Linked DNA regions of Mus musculus: region 1 is linked to region 2. Evidence: chromatin loops called from intact Hi-C (ENCODE). Cell type or tissue: left cerebral cortex. All regions are shown on one strand. Each heading gives the region's core, and the rest is flanking DNA. Links, peaks and the distances in the headings are about the cores only.

Region 1 (4,943 bases), core at 842-3,341, 330 kb before region 2:
GAGTCAGTTTTCTTGAAGCATATACCCTAATTGGGTTGATCAAACTCTAATGGAAGGCACACATCCAGGAATATATGTGCAGGGCAAACCGGATTGATGGGTGGGGAAGGGGGAAAAAAAAAGAGGACACAAAATAAAAGATGGTAGATGGTGTGTGTGTGTGTGTGTGTGTGTGAATATAAACACATTACGAGACGTTCTAAAAGAACTAATAAAAGGTAAGGATTTAAAGGGGTGTGGACATTTTGGGGAAAAAAAAGGCAGTAATCAGAGTGGCTGAGATGGCTCAGTAGGTAAACGTGCTTGTTACCAAAGCCTGAGTTCCATCCTCAGAGCCAGTGTGGAGGAGAGAACAGACTCCAGCAAGCTGTCTCTGACCTCCCGTGCTGGCACAGGGGTATGCATGCCCCCGCCCCCACCAAGCAAGTCACGTAATAAAGCGGTGTGTGTGTGTGTGTGTGTGTTTCTTTTTTAATCAATTAAGGAAAAAACTACACACTAGTGCTAACCTCTGTATTATTCACCGCAGCAGAGGAGAGGGAGCAACTCAAATGTCCGTCAACAGATGAGTAGACACACAGAATATGGTCTTCCTGTCCAGGGGCATATTCTGCAAATGTAATAAGGAAAAAACATATCATCTCATGGTAAAACATTGATGGGTCTCAAGAACGTTTTGTTAAGCCACGTGCATGGTTCTGGTGCCACTGAGAGCTTCCTGTCCCCGGGTAGGTGGGCCTTCTGTCTCATTTCAACTTGCTTACAAAAAATGGAACTCCAGCCAGTCAGTGATGGCACACGCCTTTAATCCCAGCACTTGGGAGGCAGAGACAGGAGGATTTCTGAGTTTGAGGCCAGCCTGGTCTACAGAGTAAGTTCCAGGACAGCCAGGGCTACACAGAGAAACCCTGTCTCAAAAAAAAAAAAAAAAAAAAAAAAAAAAAAAAAAAAATGGAACTCAGCAGCTAAGTGTGTCAACTGTTCACAAAAGGGTTAAATCACCTTGCTTCCAAGGTCACATGGAGTGAGAGGAAGAGGGACAGAGGGACTGAAGATTGCCCAGAATGGCCTGCCACAGGCAGCATCTTTTTGTACCAAAAATACAGGGTAGATCGGAGTCATTTCTGGTTTTGACTTGTTTGCTCTCAGAGATTTTTCTGAGACCAGCACATACTGTCCTGGAGCCCTGACCCCTTGCCTCTAATTGCCTGGACTCCTCCAGGTGACCAGCTGCCTGGACGGCTCAGCAGATATCCCGAGGCTGCAGTAACTGGCTTCTGGCTGCACTTCCCAGACCTTACTGCCCCTGGCTGTTCGGATCTGCTGCCCTGATGATCTTTCCAGTTTGTTCTCTCTGTCATTCCCACCATTTCTTTAATTTCTCAGCTGCTTCATGCCCTCGGTTTTGTTTTGTTTTTCAAAGCTTGACAGGAAATAGCATTATATTTAGCAATACACCTTGGGTTTCCTCAGAGCAGTGGTTCTCAACCTGTGGTTGGTGACCCCTTAGCAAACCTCTAACTCCAAAATAAAAAAAAATTTTTTTTGCTTTCTTTATTTTTTATTTTTATTTATTTAATATTTTTTATTTATTTACTTATTTATTTTGACTTTTCGAGACAGGGTTTCTCTGTATAGCTCTGGCTGTCCTGGCGCTCACTCTGTAGACTAGGCTGGCTCAAACTCAGAAATCTGCCTGCCTCTGCCTCCCAAGTGCTGGGATTAAAGGCATGTGCCACCACTGCCCAGCTCCAAAAATATTTATATGATGATTTATAGCAGTAGCAAAGTTACAGTTATGAAGTAGCAATGAAAATAATCTTATGGTTGTGGGTCGCCACAATATGACAACTGTATTAAAGAGTTGCATTCGGAGTGTTGAGAACTGTTGCCTTAGAACATAGTACTAGGAGCTGTTGGCATCTGCGTTCTGTCACTAACACAAGTTTGATAGAAAACCCTGTACACGAAGGCAGGTCCAATAAGCCCTTCTTGTTCTCCCTGGTCATAAAGAGGATGACAGGGAAGATCTGATCCACACAGCCTCCCTATCTGAGTCCATTTACCCACTCCCTTCCCAACAACCCTTCTACATTCACTGCAACAGATTAGATCCGCTGTTGGATAACTGCGATTCATAATTCCAACAGCAGGTGGCACTAGCACCATATCTATCTAGTCTACATTGCGCTTGCCCCCCCCCCTTTTTTTTTAAATAATGACTCCTCCAAATAACATTTCTTTTCCAAGAATAGCAACATTGCCTCCTTGATCTGCTCATTTTTGCCATTCCTCCATAACACAGTACACTAATCCTTCATAATTCCACAAGCTATTTTCAGTAATATATAGTGAATTATTGGTATTCAAAAACCACGGGCACAAATTGCTATGGACTGATTTCCTGAAATTTACAGATCTGTTTTGAAGCTTGGCCCTCTTCCTGTAACATGATCCTTAAATTTGATGGTCTTTTTCTACTCTGTGCCAGGGAGACAAGCATATTCCACATCTGTGGTCTTCTGTAACCCTTAGATAGGTCATGCCATGTCCTTCTTGGATACTACAGGACATATGTTTAGTAGAAAGCTCATAATGCTGAGTGAGATCACCCTCCTGTTGCTTGATGGACAGGTTCCTGGGTCATTTAGCAATGATGGTATATATTTTCAAGTTAGATTTTTTTTCATGCTTTCACAAGTATCGTCCTGTGTTTCATTTCCTATGCTCTTGCCTCTGCAACTAGCGACGGCCCCTTCTCCACCCTGCCGTGGAAGCTACAGGTGACCTCTGACAATGAAGGTCCCTCTTACTCTGGGGCTGAGCACCCACTCATCAGATGCTCACTGAGAGTCAATGCTAGGAAAACTCTGCAAAATTTATTGTGCAACTACTATGGCCTCACTTGTGAAGAGACTTCTGTGGTTTGTACCAAAAAGACAATGCCGACAGAGATCACAATAGCACCTCTGCGGGGGGGGGGGGGGGGGGGCAGGGCTGTCAGCTCACTCTGCGTGGGGAGGTGAAGGCTGAAGGCTGAGGCCCTGTAAATGCTTTAGATGGCAGTCATGGCATCCACTTTACTGGAAGAGTTCAAAATGTCACCTCACATTACTGCAAGGCTCCTTCCTCTCAGGGAAGTCCCCATTGACAAGCAAAAGACAGCCCTCTGGCTCCGTCTGTTTAGACTCTTCTGGAACAAATCGAGTAATAGCCTTTGGCCGTCAGATTCTCTCAGCACTTGTTTGTGAACATTTTGGGGGAAGAGGAACCGAATTTGCAGAAATTGAAAGATCATGCATTTCAACGTAGTAGTAGATTTTATGAAGGGGCTGGTGCGTGAGCATGCACACCTCTGTGTGTGTGTGTGTGTGTGTGTGTGTGTGTGTGTGTGTGTGTGTGTGTGTATCTGTGTGTGTGTGTGTGTGTATCTGTGTGTGTATCTGTGTATGTGCATGCATGCTTGTTGGTACCCATGGGAGGGAGTGTGTTCAAATGTTTTTGTCTGGTTTTGCTCATGGAACAAATTACTACAGACTTAGTATTTTATAAGGAAAAGAAGCTTATTGTTCATGGCTCTGTCAAGAAGTCCAAGTGTACAAGGTCAGTCCCTGGCAAGGAAAGCCATGGCATGTCGTGAGGCGAAGGGAAGAAATCCAGCAAAGACCCAAAGAGAGTTAAACTCTTATCATTTCAAGAAAGTGAACATATTTGAACATCCAATAATATTGAAGCAGTCTTAAATGCAGAGCTTCCGTGAGCTGACCACCTCAATGCTGTAACCATGGCCATTAAATTTTCACTTGCATTTGGAAGGGACTGCCAAGCCATGACTTTCATGTGGTTTTGCTTCCTTCAAAAATGTTGACTCGGTCACGTCTGTCATCAGCAAGTAAGGGCAACCTGCGCTAGCCTCATTCATGCAATTCCTGTCTCTGCCTTTTCATTAGATATAGCTTCTTGGAAGCTGCTCTAGCTTCAGGGGGTCCCCTTACCCCAATCCCTTTCTCTCTCAGCTTTTATTTGGGAGGTGACTGAGACAGGGTCTCTTAGATATAGCCTGGCCTCAAATTTACCGTATACCCAAGGATCTTTTAAAAATTTTTTTGGTTTTTTGAGACAGGGTTTCCCTGTATAGCCCTGGCTGACATGGAACTCACTCTGTAGACAAGGCTGGCCTCGAACTCAGAAATTCACCTGCCTCTGCCCACCAAGTGCTAGGATTAAAGGCATGCGCCACCACTGCCCAGCTTTAAAATTTATTTAATTAACTTTTTTCGTTAGTTGTCCAAGATAGGTTTTCTCTGGGTAGCTCCGGCTACCCACACCTTAGACCAGGCTGGTCTGAACTCAGAGAGTATCCTGTCTTTGCCTCCCCAGTCCTGATATTAAAAGTGTGTACCACCCCTCACCTGGCTCTACCTAAGGATCTTTTAATGCTTTTCTAATGTAACCATAGCTGATTTCAAACTTATGATCCTCCTGCCTCAATATCCCAGTTACTGGAATTACAGATATGTACTGTCATCGATTATTAATACGTGGCCATGATAGCCATTTTGTTGTTTGTTTGTTTGTTTGTTTGTTTGTTTTGGTCACAATGACAGTGTGCCTGAAAGAAATCATTTCAAGGGAGGAAAGATGTATTCTAGTTCACAGTTCCCCGTCCAGCTGGATCCTTTGCTCCTAGCCTGTGGGGTGGCAGATTATTATGGTATAGAACAAACAAGCTCACTCGTGGCTGAGAGTAAATAGAGACAGACAGATACAGGGCAGGGGGCAACAGGCCTTTGTCAAGAATGCCAGTGGTCACCTTCTTCCTTCAAGCAGCCCCCGCCCCTATATTTACTGTTGTCACCGTGAGAGTGTGAATCTATGAAGTGACTGGTCCTGTGAGGTTAAAAAGACGTCACAGGAAGAAGAGAGAAGAAACCAGTTTCCCA
Region 2 (4,943 bases), core at 1,132-3,631:
CAGGATTGTACAATGCTCTGCAGATATACTGAAATCATTAAACTATACGCCCACAGCAAGCAAATTTTGTGCTGTGTGAATTAATATCTTGATAAGCTACTAAAATCAAAATACAACAGAAAGCTAAGGCTGGGAAGGCAGGATGTGGTACGGTGGGAAATTTCAGATCTAACTGATCTGGACTCTGGATTCAGTTTCTCAGGATGTAATAACCAAACACCACACGCTGGGCGTCTTCCACTGATGATGTTTGTGTTCGTGTGTTCTGGAGGCTGTGAGTCTGATACCAGGCTGCTGCCAGCGGGGCTGTTTTCTTTGGCGGCCTTAGGATTTGGCTTGTAGGTGGTCACCTTCCCTTCCTGGTCTTCATGTGGCCATCATGTCTGTGTCCTCATGGTTTTTTTAAGAAGGATACCACTCAAGTGGGACCAGGTTCCTCCAGCCTTTTTTCAATTTTAGCCCACCTTTTCTCACTCAATGTAATTAGGTTATGAGTTACTGAGAGCTCAAGCTTTGGAGAGACATATTTTAGTCCATGATAACCTACAAAAATTATGCTCATTTGCCTTTTTAGTCAATAGAAGACCACTATTATGTTTTTTAAAATCCAGTGTTAAACATTTATGGTTATAATATTATATATACATGTATATTATATCATATATATCATATATATGATATATATAATACAATATGTAATATATCACATAGTATGTGATATATTATATATACTATAAATACCATGATATGATAATAGTAACCATATATATAATATCATATATAGATGATACAATATCAATATCTTATATATGACATCACTATCATTATATATGATAAATATATGATATTTATTCTGGATTTATTAGTGTAGGACCGTCTTTCAGTTTTTGAAACAGGGACCTGTGTAACCTAGGCTGGCCTTGAACCTGCTTTGGAGTGGAGGATGACTTCCAACCCCTGATCCTCCCCTCCCAAGCCCCGGGATTAGACGAGTGCACCACCTCACCCAGTTTTATGTTTTGCCCTAGCAGAAGAGAACTGAGCACATTCTGATTTCTACAGATAAGCATTTGCAAATGGTAATGATTTAAAATAAATAGCTCATCATGCAATCTCTGGATACTCCTCAAATACACTGATGCAGAGCCCAAAAGAGAAAAAGTTGAGTTAAAAAACAATGAAGATGAATTACAAACTAATAACTTTAATATCTGTTAGTCATCTTTATCACTAAGTGATAAGTGAAATAAGAAAGCACCCAAGATGTGTAATATATACGATTGTGGTTGCAGATGTAATGCAATCTCCACTCTTGTCATAGCTTTCCTGATTGTTGCAAATGGACTCGGGCTTGTGCTGAGAGAGGGGGCGTCTGTTTGCTTGTGGAGGGTGGCTTCTCTTCCCAGGTTTTGCTGTGGCTTTTCTTCTGAGTCAGAGAGCAGCCAGTTCACGCAGAAGGAACACACACATGCTGTGTTACCCGAGGGGCTGTACAGAGGACAGAGTTTGCAAGATGTCCAGACAGCACAGGTTAGCTTATTGGCATTCTGATATGTTCAGTTTTGACATCTGAGACATCTGATAGTCCATTTAACTTTCCGGGGCAGGCAAACCTCAGTTTTAGAGATACTTGACCTGGATGCCTGTGGACTCCCATACAATCAGCCCATCAGGGCTTCACAGTCTGAAGCTGCCTGTAGTGTGTCCTAGACTCACCACAGTGCCATGTGGTCTGTGTCATTGACATCTGACCACTGGTGACCAACCTGACCACTGGCCTTGTTTGGGTTGATCAGAGCAAGAAACCCAGACACGAGCCCATTGAATGAAAGCCCAGTGTGTTCTTAAGGAAAATTCCAGGATAATTGGATCTAAATGCTTCCTCCTGTTAACTAACCCTTAGACTTCAAGGACACAGGAGAGCCCCTGTTATCTCTTTACAAATCAGCCACAGATCTTAGAAAGAATTGACTGTCACTCAAGACTGCCCTTAAGTCTGCTTCCTCCCTCAATTACGGAAGCCTTTGCAGAGCCGAGGCCAAATGAGTCTATAAAAAGGACTTATTTACCACTTGGCACTTACCCGCCAGCACTGTGTACTCTCTCTCTGTTTCTCTGGTTCACATTTATTCTCTCCACACCCTGTTTTCCCATCTTTTAAACCAATTAGGGAACTGTAGGTTTGGCCCAAGTACCACAAAAGCTGTTCTTTTTGAGCACTGAATTTTTCAGTCAACAAGGAGAGGCCAGCCAAGATCCCTTTATCTCAAAGACAAACAAAAGCAGCTAATGAGGGAGGTGGGAGGGCTGGAGGTGGTGCATTCTGGAAGCTTTACTCATTCTTTGGAGGAGATAGCATGATTTTATGCAAATTGGGATTCTATGCACTGGATCGGCTCAGCCAAGAATCTTGCTAACTTACAGCTCTGCCCCACTGGATGGCAACAGAGAGCTATCTATGCCTTGGTCTCTGTAGTTGGAATATCTTTCCCTCTTGCTGAAGGGGAATGAATCTTTCTAGTGGAACAATACTAAGAATTTTGCCCAAGAAGAACTGATTCTTGCCTCAGTTCTCCTTTTGCAAAGTTAGCCTATGTTTCATATTCAACATGCTTGTATTTTTTTAATTTATTTATCAGGACAATGAGCTTGACACATATGACTGGTGCATTGAATTCATAGGTTCCACATCCTCATATCCAGCCAGCAGAAGATTGGGACTATTAAAAAAAATCTGTATATATGCTCAACACATACAGATTTTTTTTTTACCTTGTCATCTTTGCCTAAAGAGCATGGGACCATAGCTACTTGCATAACATTTCCATTGTGTTGGTAGGTGTTAGAAATAATCTGGAGATGCGTTACTCTACATGAAGGTTGCACAGAGGTGATGCACAGATGCTACACCATTTTATAGAGGAATTTCAGCATCAACAGATTTGGGTGTTTGGGTGTCCAGGGATCAGTTTCTGTGGATACCAAAGGATGACAGCACTGTATTGTGTTTCCCAAGAAAACCACAAAGCCAAATTTCCTCTTCTTTCTTTTAATGATATGTATTGCTTTGAAAATACCCCACCCCCACCCTCAGTAGCTGCACTAGCTGGGTATGAAATTGAAGGCAACAGTAAGACTTGGCTTTGGTCAGATTTCATGCTGAGTCTCCCACTCGGAGCAAGTCACTGACTGGTCTGAGCAACCAGAGGAGAGCATGATGTTGATGGGGCTGGGCAGTGGAAGGGAGGAACAGCGGTGCTCACGTGGCTTTCCACACAATGGGAGAAGAAACCTGCCATATCCACTCAACACCATAGCCTGGGAAAGCTGGTGCTCTCCAGGACTCAGCAGTTGACACTGTTTAAAAGTTCAAACGATTGGTGAGGAGATATGGAGCAAAGAAGAGAGACCAGGAAACGGGACTTCTGTCGTAGCCATAATGCTACCAGAAGAGCCAAGAGTGCCCTTTGAGTTCACTGTGCAAAGAGCAGCCTGTTGCAAACTTGCCTGGCATGAGGGAGAGAAGGGGAAAGAGAACTCGGGGGAACAAGGAGACCAGAAAGAAGAGGAGAAAGAAGGGTGGGGCTGGAAGATGACAGAAAGTCACGATGAAGGTCACCCACCCTGGCTAGAAGCCCAGAACCTCAGGTCCAGGGCCATCTGCTTGGCTCCCTGCTTGAGTACCCTCAATCCCTAGTTGAGTGCAGGGCACGGGCAGAGCTAGATGATAACCATTGGTAAGTTCAGAGGTCCTTGGGCTGACCCTTGAGAGGAAATCCTTGTGGCTGATGGATATGTAGCCCGGGAAGTCTCTTTGAGGACTTAGAAATCCCCAAACACCTCCTCTCGTCTCTGCCTAGCTGAGAGTTGGAGCAGGGCTGTACAGGATTCCAAAACCACTTCACCCAGGATCAGCTGATGACTGTTCACGCCTGTGGCCCGAGGCTCTACAGAGGGGTCCAGGCCAGCGCAGAGCCTGTCTGGCCTAGGAAGCAGTCCTGGCAGAACCAGGAGGAAGAAAGACAAAGACCCTGAATACTGCAGTGGGAGACTTCAGAAGATACAACTGGGAGGTCCAAAGAAGTCAGAACTGAGGAGTGGACTTCTCTGGGGATGTCTTTTGAATTGAATCAAGTAGTATCAGTTCGTATTTACATAACCTTATATAACAAGCCAAACAAAAGAAGATACTTCGGGGCCAAGAGCATATTGAAAAGACAAGAGAGGGAACTTCTCAGGAGAGAAGACAGAATTCAGGGCTATCTTTGGATTAAATAAGAAACTGCTTGTATATTTAAAGCCATTCCACACTCATTTATTGCGTTTGAAAACAGTTCCCGGATGGCAGCGTTGGGGACACGAGCTGTTTCTGAGCCCATTTTCGGCTTCTCGTTTGTCTAATGAGCGATTTGAGCTTTTGCTTCGGTACCCAGAAAAGATAACACTGTACGCCGGTATAGGACATGGCACAGTCCCAAGCATCACTATGCCTGTCTGACCCAGGCAACTACTACCCTGTCAGGAGGGCTCGGCTCACATTTCTGACTCTCCAAGTGCAGATATTTCAGAAAGTGCAAGGTGACTTAACCAGAGTCACACTTGCATATAGATGCCCCAGTATAGGGGAATCAAGGGCAGGGAGGTGGAAGTGGGTGGGTGGGTGGAGGAACACCCTCATAGAAGCAAGGGGAGGGAGGATGTGTTAGGGTGTTTCTGGGAAAGAGGGATACCAGGAAAGGGGATAACATTTGAAATGTAAATAAAGAAAATATCCAATAAAAAAAAAGAAAGGCCTCGAGACTCTAAGCCTAGTGTCTATTTCACACAGTTCAACGATCGTTTCTGCATAATTTACAGGCTCAGGTATCCATAAGCTGCTTTAGTAAATATTTATTTTTACCTTTTAGCATTGTCATTATCCTCTGCCTCCCTTTATAAAGCAA

Evidence for each region. A loop is a pair of places that touch in the nucleus more often than their neighbours do. Peaks named below come from ENCODE experiments on the same cell type or tissue, not always from the same donor. Only the 100,000 strongest peaks of a DNase experiment are listed, where the experiment ranks them.
Region 1: a loop joins it to region 2, with 8 times the contacts of the local background. A loop is called at or near these places in 4 of 42 quality-filtered maps.

What each region holds. Positions count from the first base shown.
Region 1 is chr14:67,943,817-67,948,759 of GRCm38, reverse strand. Gm41188 (a long non-coding RNA gene) reads right to left here and starts at 600. Exons shown (of 3, transcript XR_874750.3): 1 at 510-600. In left cerebral cortex, for the core only: a CTCF peak has its summit at 2,133 (motif pointing right); a DNase peak (open chromatin) is centred at 2,138.
Region 2 is chr14:67,618,471-67,623,413 of GRCm38, reverse strand. No RefSeq gene overlaps it. Among named protein-coding and RNA genes, the nearest start is that of Gm24981, 54 kb to the right of the region's middle. In left cerebral cortex, for the core only: a CTCF peak has its summit at 2,432; a DNase peak (open chromatin) is centred at 2,414.